Linked DNA regions of Mus musculus: region 1 is linked to region 2. Evidence: chromatin contacts called from ENCODE Hi-C or POLR2A ChIA-PET data. All regions are on one chromosome and are shown on one strand. Each heading gives the region's core, a stretch centred on a gene start or an enhancer-like site at or near the end of the contact. The rest is flanking DNA. Distances are from core to core; before and after follow the strand shown. Region 1 holds the start of Cep104 (centrosomal protein 104). Region 2 holds the start of Lrrc47 (leucine rich repeat containing 47).

Evidence for each region. Hi-C counts contacts between places; a loop is a spot of excess contacts on that map. ChIA-PET counts read pairs that join two places held with the same protein, here RNA polymerase II (POLR2A).
Region 1: a map of heart shows a loop between it and region 2 (7-fold over the local background). The contact joins the promoter of Cep104 here to the promoter of Lrrc47 in region 2. A Hi-C loop is called at or near these places in 17 of 37 maps with a recorded cell type or tissue (T-helper 1 cell, T-helper 2 cell, adrenal gland and 5 more). POLR2A ChIA-PET finds 5 or more read pairs at or near these places in 3 of 5 experiments (Patski and embryonic stem cell).

The regions. Positions count from the first base shown.
Region 1 is chr4:153,973,251-153,977,616 of GRCm38, reverse strand. Cep104 (centrosomal protein 104) reads right to left here and starts at 2,056. Exons shown (of 22, transcript NM_177673.2): 1 at 2,020-2,056. Dffb (DNA fragmentation factor, beta subunit) reads left to right here and starts at 2,536. Exons shown (of 7, transcript NM_007859.4): 1 at 2,536-2,750; 2 at 2,922-3,048. The coding sequence starts at 2,628.
Region 2 is chr4:154,010,157-154,014,688 of GRCm38, reverse strand. It overlaps Lrrc47 (leucine rich repeat containing 47), which reads right to left and starts at 2,886. Exons shown (of 7, transcript NM_201226.1): 1 at 2,253-2,886. The coding sequence starts at 2,873. It overlaps Gm31566 (a long non-coding RNA gene), which reads left to right and starts at 3,428. Exons shown (of 8, transcript XR_391010.4): 1 at 3,428-4,294.

The DNA.
Region 1 (4,366 bases), core at 807-3,306, 36 kb after region 2:
TCCCCACAGAGGCTCCTAGCACTGGAATCCAGAGCTGCCGAGGCCAACAGCAGTGGAGGGCCTGCCCAAGTGGAGCTAACTTTGGGCGGCAGCACTGACAGAGAGCAGCAACACACAGGTCCTCAGATGTGATCATACTGAGAGCCCAAAGTGCTTATGGCCCCTTGGTTACTTCTTAGTTACCAAGCCAATCAAACACTTGCTAAGCAAGATGCTGAAGTAAACCATCAGAAGAAAAACCACTGCTCCTAACACGGAACAAAGAAGTCCATTGGAAGTTTCTTGGAATAAGATACAACATTGAAATACTCTATAGACTCTGACATCCAAACTATCCCACAGGAAATCCGGCTCATGTGAACACACTTGATGTGTAATCTAGATCTTTCTCTTCCACTGGATTTGAAAAGGACCATCCCAAGAATCAATGCCTGTCTGGCATTTGCTGGTGTTTTGGGGTATGTATGTATTAAATTATTAAGAGTTAGAATGGCAAGTCACTGTTAAAGATGCTACATGAGTTCCCTGTGGCTGTAACGGCAGCAGAGTAGAGGAGACTGACCCAGAAAATAGCGGAGAGCAGTGATAAGCATAGCTGGGTGACTTGGCATGCTTCTCCTTTAATCTGTGAGGCTACACTCCTAGTTCACACAGGTTCTGAACCCCGAGCTGATCTCCCTCAACCACCATCCTCCCCTTTAGCACAAGAGGGCAGCACGGTATGAAGGATTACTGGATTCCACCCTTCTTCCTTATCTCTATTCCAGATGGGTACAACTGCCCGTTCAACCTATGCTCCTGTCAAGACAAACATTCTTTAAATCCAACTTTGATCACCCCTCTCCAGGTCTTAATTTTAAAACCCTAGGCAGCCCCATTGTAGGAGTAGAAGTGCTAATTATGACCGGACACCTTGTTTCCCCAGTCTCCATTCTTGTCTTGGATTTTTTTTTTGTTTGTTTTTATTTTTGGGACAGAGTCTCTTATTTAGGCCTGACTGGCCTAGAACTTGTTATGTAGTCTAGACTGGCCTCAAACTCACAGAGATTCTCCTGCCTCTGCATCCCAAGTACTAGGATTAAAGGTATGTGACACTATGCCCGGTTATGACTTGAATTCTAGAGAATAGTCAAATCTAACGAACTTCTCCAGTGCCTTGACCAGACCCTGTGTCTTCAAGAGCCCGTGTCAGGTGTGGTAGTGCATGCCTTTGATCCCAGAACTTGGAGGATCTCGGAGTTTGAGGTCAGTATGGTCTATATGTAGTAGTTCTAGGGCTACACAGTGAGACAGTCTCAAAAAAAAAAAAAAAAAAACAAAAACCAAAAAACAAGCAAGCAAACAAACAAACAAACAAAAATCAGGTCTGTCTACCTCGTCTCTGTGGTGCATAGAACAGAATGTTAACAGCAGATACAAGTGTATGCCCAATAAAACTAAAACAAAGTACGGGTACTGAAGATCCCTGCAGGAGGGCTGTGGGGGCAGCGTGGCCAAAACACTGGGGCCTCAATAAGGACATCTACAAAATGTACATTTTCAGCCGATGCACTCACTGGAGCCCTTCCACCTCCTGTTCCTTCCCGCCTCACAAAGCCCACCACAGATCTGGATCTGTGCAATGCTGTGTTACTAGCTGGTTACCACAGGCGGCTGGTGTTCCAGCTGCCACTAGGGCAGCCACAGCCAGCAGTGTCAATTGACATTTACCCTAGCATTGCTTATAAACTAAGCCCCAACTCTTCTATTTTTGGTTATGAACTTACCCTGTCATCTTTCCAACCAGAAACCCGAACTCAATGTAGCAACTTCCAAACATTTTGTTACAAGGATATGAAAAGTGTTTCCAGTTTTCTTTTCAAGAAAACGTAAATGTTACAATATTAAGTAATGATCTGGGGCCAAGTAATTTTAAGGACTGAGAGTGCTTTAGAGAATCTTAACGCTTAAAAAGCACAACAAACCAAACCCAGCGAACAAACAAAACCCCCAAACGACACGGATCGAAGTGTAGCCTACCCGGAGCCAGAGCTACAGTCTTTAGTCTCGTGGCAACTGCTCCTGTTCAGTAACGCATGCAGACGAGGACAAGGCGGGGCTCGAATCCGATTCCGGACACGAAGGCTGAGATGCGCTGCAGGGAGGCCTGGAACAGGCACTGGCCGCGCAGTCCCTCCAAGGCCAGGTGTCAGGGAGCCTCCGCCCCGGGTGCCTGCCGAAGACCGAGGCCACGCAGGGTCACAGAGCGCCGCGGAAACGACCAGGCGGGGCCGCTGCGATGTCGGCCTCCGCTATCTTCGGAGGGGTCTCGGTCCAGCCGCCCCCACCCCGGGCCTCTGAGGAGGGCAGCAGAGGAGCAGCCCGGGCTGCCTCTGCCCAGGGCCCGGGCCGCAGCTGCGCTCCCATAGCAACCAGGCCGGCCCGCGCGGTACGCCTGCGCGTCCGCCCGCCGGCGCCTGCGTGCGCATCCAGGCCTCGAGGATTCTGGCTGGGGACAGGTCCTGCAGTCGGACGTTTCCGGTTGCACCTACCTACGTAGAGAAAAGAGTTCCGGGCCGCGTCTACGCACCACAGTTCCGGGCAGGAACGTTACAAGTCCAGTGTCGCTACGGTACCGCAGCCCTGCAATGTGCGCGGTGCTCCGCCAACCCAAATGCGTCAAGTTGCGAGCCCTACATAGCGCCTGCAAGTTCGGCGTGGCGGCCCGGAGCTGCCAGGAGCTGCTGCGTAAGGGCTGCGTCCGCTTCCAGGTGGGTCTTGCATTCCGGGCAAGCACTGCGCGGCGGGCACCTTGGCTTCCACCCCTACGATTTCCATCCTCTTGGGTGGGCTTGGACAGGCGCTAGGCTTCTACAGTACGCAGAGCTGGCTGTCTGGAAGCCAAGACTGTTGTGGGACAAGCTGATCTTCTTGTCCTCCAGCTCCCGATGCCCGGTTCCCGGCTGTGCCTGTACGAAGATGGCACGGAGGTGACGGACGACTGCTTCCCGGGCCTTCCCAACGACGCTGAGCTCCTATTGCTCACCGCTGGCGAGACCTGGCATGGCTGTGAGTAGGAACACTTTGGAGATGGGAGGGACCTACACGGTTTAAAGCCTCGTCGAGGGGCCCGGGCAGGAACCCAGAAGATCTGGTTAAAGGCTCTGAATGCCAAAAGCTTTTGCTGAAGAACTTTGATTTTAATTTTGAAACTGCCAAGGGCAAGGGAAGGATTGAGACTGGGGTCGGTGCTGCTGTGCTGTGCTGTGCTGTGCTGTGGTGTGCTGTGCTGTGCTGTGGTGTGCTGTGCTGTGCTGTGCTGTGCTGTGCTGTGCTGTGCTGTGGTGTGCTGTGCTGTGCTGTGGTGTGCTGTGCTGTGCTGTGCTGTGGTGTGCTGTGCTGTGCTGTGCTGTGCTGGGTTGGGCTGGGCTGGGCTGGGCAGGGCAGGGCAGGGCAGGGCAGGGCAGGGCAGGGCAGGGCAGGGCAGGGCAGGGCAGGTCTTGGTTCCATTCACTGTTGCTCCGGGCTGTACTTCGACCAGTGTGCTGAAATGCTCTCAGGTATCATGGTTTTCATTCAGGCTATTCTAGGTAGGTGTGATGACAGATCATTGTAGTCTTAATCCGAATTTCCCTGGTGGCTAATGGGATTGGGTATTATCTTCCTATTTACCACTTGAAGGCACTCTTCAGAGAAGCGATTCTTCGCGTTTTTTGTGTTTCTTAGTCGGATTTATAAAGCTGTTTAAATATTTAGCCCCCCCCCCCTCCAGAATATCTTGGTTATGACTTCGATGTAAGATAGTGTGGTTTTCAAATATCTCCCGCTGTGTAGCTTTTCACTGTCTTTATTGAAACTGAGCTCCAACCACATAGCTAACCGGCCTTGCTCTTTCCATGCTCTGTACTAGAGCAAAAGGTTCAGATTTGCAAGGGAAATGGGGAGGACAAGGCTACATGTGGCCGAGGCTGGTCTAAAACTTGTGATTCTCCTGCCTCTACTTCCCAACTGCTCACATTCCAAGCTCGTGCCCCCAAAACCAGCTTCCAGAGTTCTGACCTTGATAGATCCAGATGATCACTTCATGGTGCATTTGCTCCAGGAACCTCTTGTCAAGTTCTGGCTGTCTGAGGTTTCTTCCTGCAATTTCTGCATCCTTTGGTATCACAAGAACTTACTTCTTCAGCTTGTTAATAACACAGTGGATCTCACTGAGTTCTGAGTACAAACCAGACTTGCAACCTCATTTGGCTGTGGCCTGTGCTTTTTAAGTGTTACTGAATTCTGTTTGCTCCTGTTTGGTTAAGACCCTCTGTAGAATGCACTTGGTGTTTAGTTTGATGGGAAAGCTCACCATAGGCACTTGTGCAAAGACTCCAAGGAGAGG
Region 2 (4,532 bases), core at 1,637-4,136:
GCCAGATAACAGCAATGCCTGATAGGTGAATGCAAGGCAGGTTACCCTGCAGGGGAGTCACCAGGAGCAAGCTCATCAGGTGTCTCGGTGTGCTGACTCTCACTGCGACCTGCCACATAAAGTTGGACTGGCATTTTCTATGGTGCAGTCATCAGCCTCAGATGAGTCTGGGTCTCAGATCTGTACCCCATGCCACGCCCAACACCAGGTCTTCACAGATCCACTTCCACTGGAGGCAGAGCCTACCCTTTCAGGACCTATCTGGTTCCCAAGTAACTACTCTGAGGACCACTGTGACATTATCAGGAACCAAGTAAGGGGGGGCGGTGTCTGAGCCAGACTAGCAAACTTTCTTCCCAACCCTGTGAGGTCACCAGCCCAGAGGACCTAGCTCTCCAAAAGCATGACCGATGACATGGGCCTTATTTGACAGTAGGTCTGCAACAGCCTGTCTGTAATTCTGTGGATTCTGAGCTTCTGTACTCCCTTGAAGGACTTCTGTGAAAATGCCCTCCCTTGACTACAGTGGGATCAAAACACACTTGTCAAACACTGGGTTGAATGACATGCTTCTGCTCCCACTGTTAAGATGCAATCTACTGAAGACCTGGGGGAGAAATACGCAGAAGGGGGCAGCGGTGGGGCTGAGCCTCAGAAAGAGCCCTTAGGGAGGGGATCTTCCAGGGATACCATCTGACAAGGGCGGGTCAGAGCAGGAAGCAACAATCCCAATGCCAGTTGAGCATCTCCCTGGGGCCCTGTGAGGACAGCAGCAAAGGTGAAGAGTGAGTCGAAGAGAGGCAGGTGGGTCTTGCCACACAGAGACACAGGGTGAAGCGTCCTGGTGAGAAAGGTGATGCTTGCCCATGTTTACCCAGCCCTCAGTGCCTAGAGCGGCAACCTTGTCATGGGAGTGGGGCCAGGGTCCAAGGTGTGATGGGCAAGCACAGACGTGAAGCCTTTTGGGCCCTCCGGGGGGAGGGGGGGAGAGGCAATACCACCAAAAGGTGAAGCAGGGCGGATGTGCCAGCCTCCTCCCAGTGCCCACGGGACTGCTGTGCTTGGCCGGCTGTATGCCTTGCAGGGTATATACGCTCAACACCTTACATCAGAACTTCCAGGAGAACACAAACCCCAGCCAGTACAGTGACAACCAGGGCTGCCTCTGCTGGGAAAGGGATCACAGCATGGTGGTGAGGGCCAAGTGAGACACATGCAAGGGGCTTCAGTCTCAGAAACCACAGCACGTCAATGGCTGATACAAAGACATGCACCATATTGAACAGTCATCAGCCTTCTGGCAAACCAATATATCTACTACATAGGAAGGCAGAACAGTGTACAGCCTGTGTCATACCCAAGCCATGGGGACACCTGTAACATAGAGGGCCAAGGTACCTCAGGGAGTATCATCTTGTAGACTCGCTGGCCTATCTCTCCACACCCCCACCCCGAGAAAGCAAGAGCGAGAGCGAGGAGGGAGGGACAGGTGTCTTAATTAAACACACACACACACACACACACACACACACACACACGAATACTAGCAAGGTGAGCTCTGATCTCTCAAGAGCAAATTTCCTTGCCAATCCATCATTAGGAAAGGGCTGCATAAACTCAAGGATGAGAAGACACACAGGCTGGCGCTACCAAGAATACAAAGGGTAGGGGGTGTGATGGAGGGGGTGTGGTAGGGGAACTGACATGGCCAGATGACAGGACTGGACTGTGGAGATCCTAGAGTGGAGTCAGGTCAGGTTGTGGCTTTGCATCTTCTGCCTTCTCACCCCTCACTCAACACACAATGAGCACCTGGTGGGCGTCAGGCACAACGGGAGCCTGGGACCACAAAGAAGCCAATCTCTTACACAAGGCAGCCCCGAAGAAAACTCTAGGTGTGCTGTTGGCTTTGGGTAAGCACTTCGGCTCTCTATAAAACGGAAGCCATGATCCCGCCCACTGAAGGCTGTTGTTATGCGTGATTTTGTGCCTTGTCTGGACGCTCCGCCATTTGGAAACCCAATCAGTTACGCACACGCACACACGCGCGCCACACCTGGCTCTCTGCTCTTGAATTTCTTCCCACATGAGAAGTCTAACATTGATAGCAACTTTTAAACTGCCACACGTCCAGAGACCTCTGAGCTCGCAGGTCTGAGAACTGAGAGGAGACGGACCGGTTGCGGGGGCAAAGACATCCTCCAAGGAGGGACAGCAGGGCGCGCGTCTCCCTCCCCTCGGGTCCCACTGACCTTGAGCGAGGCAAGATGCGCGATGTCTGGGCTGAGCTCCCGCAGGCAGTTGTCGGCAGCTGCCAGCTCACTGAGCAGGGGCAGAGCTCCTGGCCGGAAGAGCTCGGGGGGAAAGGCGTCCAGGCGGTTGCCGGTGAGATTGAGGCTCTGCAGGCGAGGGGCGCAGCGCGCCAGGTCGGCGGGCAGCTCGCGCAGGCGGTTGCCGCTGAGGTTGAGGCTCTGCAGCTGCGGTAGTCCGGGGGGCTCGGCGGGGCCCAGGCCCTCGCCGGGCGGCAGCGTCTCCAACGCGTTGCCGGACAGGTCGAGGACGCGCAGCGCGGGCAGCGGCCCCAGCTCGGGGCTCAGGCCCGGCCCCAGCGCGTTGCGCCGCAGCACCAGGCTGTGCAGCTGCGGGAGGCCCTGCGCGAGGCCGGGCCCCGGCGCGCGCAGGCTGCCGCAGCCGCTCACCTCCAGGTAGTGCAGCAGCGGCAGCGTGAAGAGCCGCGGCGGAAGCCGCCCGCCCGCCGCCTTCACCCGCTCCTCCAGCCCGGGCCCGGTCAGCAGCAGCTCGCGCCGCCGCTCGCGCTCGGCCAGCTCCAGCTCCGGCCAGGCCTCGGACACGGCCATCGCCGCCGCCGCCATCGCGCCGCCCGTGCGCCGCTTCCGGAGTGCGGCGCCACACTTCCGGCGGGAGCCGGAAATGACCATAGAGAGAACACGCGCTCGCCAGAGAGTCTGGACGCAAGGGGTTTGTGGGACGGGTGTGTGGGGCGGCTCTGTTTTTAGCCTCAGCTTCACACTGGCTGTGTAGTGTGGCTGCGTGGAGTCCCACAGGTTAGGTGGTCACCTTTCCCACCCCCCAGATACCAACTAAAGACACGATTATTCTGGGGTTGTAGCTTAGTTAGTAGAGCGCTTGTTTGGCATACATGAAGCTCTGTTTGATTCCCAGCACAGTGTAAATGGGGCATGGTGGTGCACACACCTGTCATCCCAAGCGCTCAGCTGGTCGAGGGTTAAGGTTAAGGAAGGAATTCACTAGCCGGGCAGTGGTGCCTTTAATCCCAGCACTTGGGAGGCAGAGGCAAGTGGATTTCTGAGGCCAGCCTGGTCTACAGAGTGAGTTCCAGGACAGCCAGGGCTATACTGAGAAGCCCTGTCTCGAAAAACAAAACAAAACAAAACACAAACAAAGGAGCTTGACTTTATAGCAAGTTTGAGGTCAACCTGGGCGACTGAGACCATATTTAAAAAATAATAAAACAGGCAACAAGAAAGATTTAATTAATATGGTATACTGGAACAAGGGGGAAAAAAAGATAAAGGGCTCCAGAGCGCCCCCGTCCCCAGGTTTGTCTTCAAGGTACATAAGCCTTGGGACAGGCAACAAGAGGTAGTCCAGTTGGTAGAAACATGTCAGCCTAAGGCTCAATCCCCAGTACTGGGGGTTGGAGCAGTCCCGGGCCAGGGTGTGATCCAACCACCTTATGTTTTGGTTTTGTAAGGTAGTCGCAGAGGTTGAAGTTGTTTTATCTTCGGTCTTCCTTAGAAGACAGAGCTAACACGTTTCCATAGGTACTAATTAATGCTCCAGGATGAGGCCCTGTGGTTAGAAGTAATGGGCCAGGACAAACTCACTGCATTGCAACTGGAATGCACTTGGCATTAAGATAGTATAGAAGGCAGGCACATCTGTGGAGCCTGGATTATGATTAATAATCTTATTTGTGGCTTGCTAGGAACTATGCAGGAAAACCCAGCCAGGGTGACTGGGGGCAGGAGACACTTGTGGTGCTTATGGCTCAGGATGGCTGCAGTTATGTAGAGCATAACCCATGCAAATAGGAAGGCCCCACACACCATCACGGGTCTTTAAAAGAGAAGCAGGAGAGAAGGGAGCAGAAAGATGAACAGTGACAGCTTCAGACTGGAGTTGCTACAGAGACAGCCACAGAGATTTGGAAAAGACAAGCAAATGGATTCTCCGCCAGGAAGGAATGGACCTCATGCGTGTCTTAGCCTACGAAGACCTGTACCAGACCTCGGCGCAACAGGACTGTAAGGTGAAGCCTTTGTGGTGTGGGAAGCCAGTGGGAACTAACTTGCCAAGGCAGCATTGGGAAGTGCTGTTGTATATTCAGAAGCAATTATACTCTCCCCATCTTGGGTTTTAGACTGGGCTGAAGGTGTGGTGTTTGCTCTTTTACTAACTGTTCCTGAAGTGAACTGAGTGTAAGAGGTCTCTGGAAGACACGACGTCTTTGTTGACTTTACCTTGAAAGTCTCCCCCCACCCCTTTTT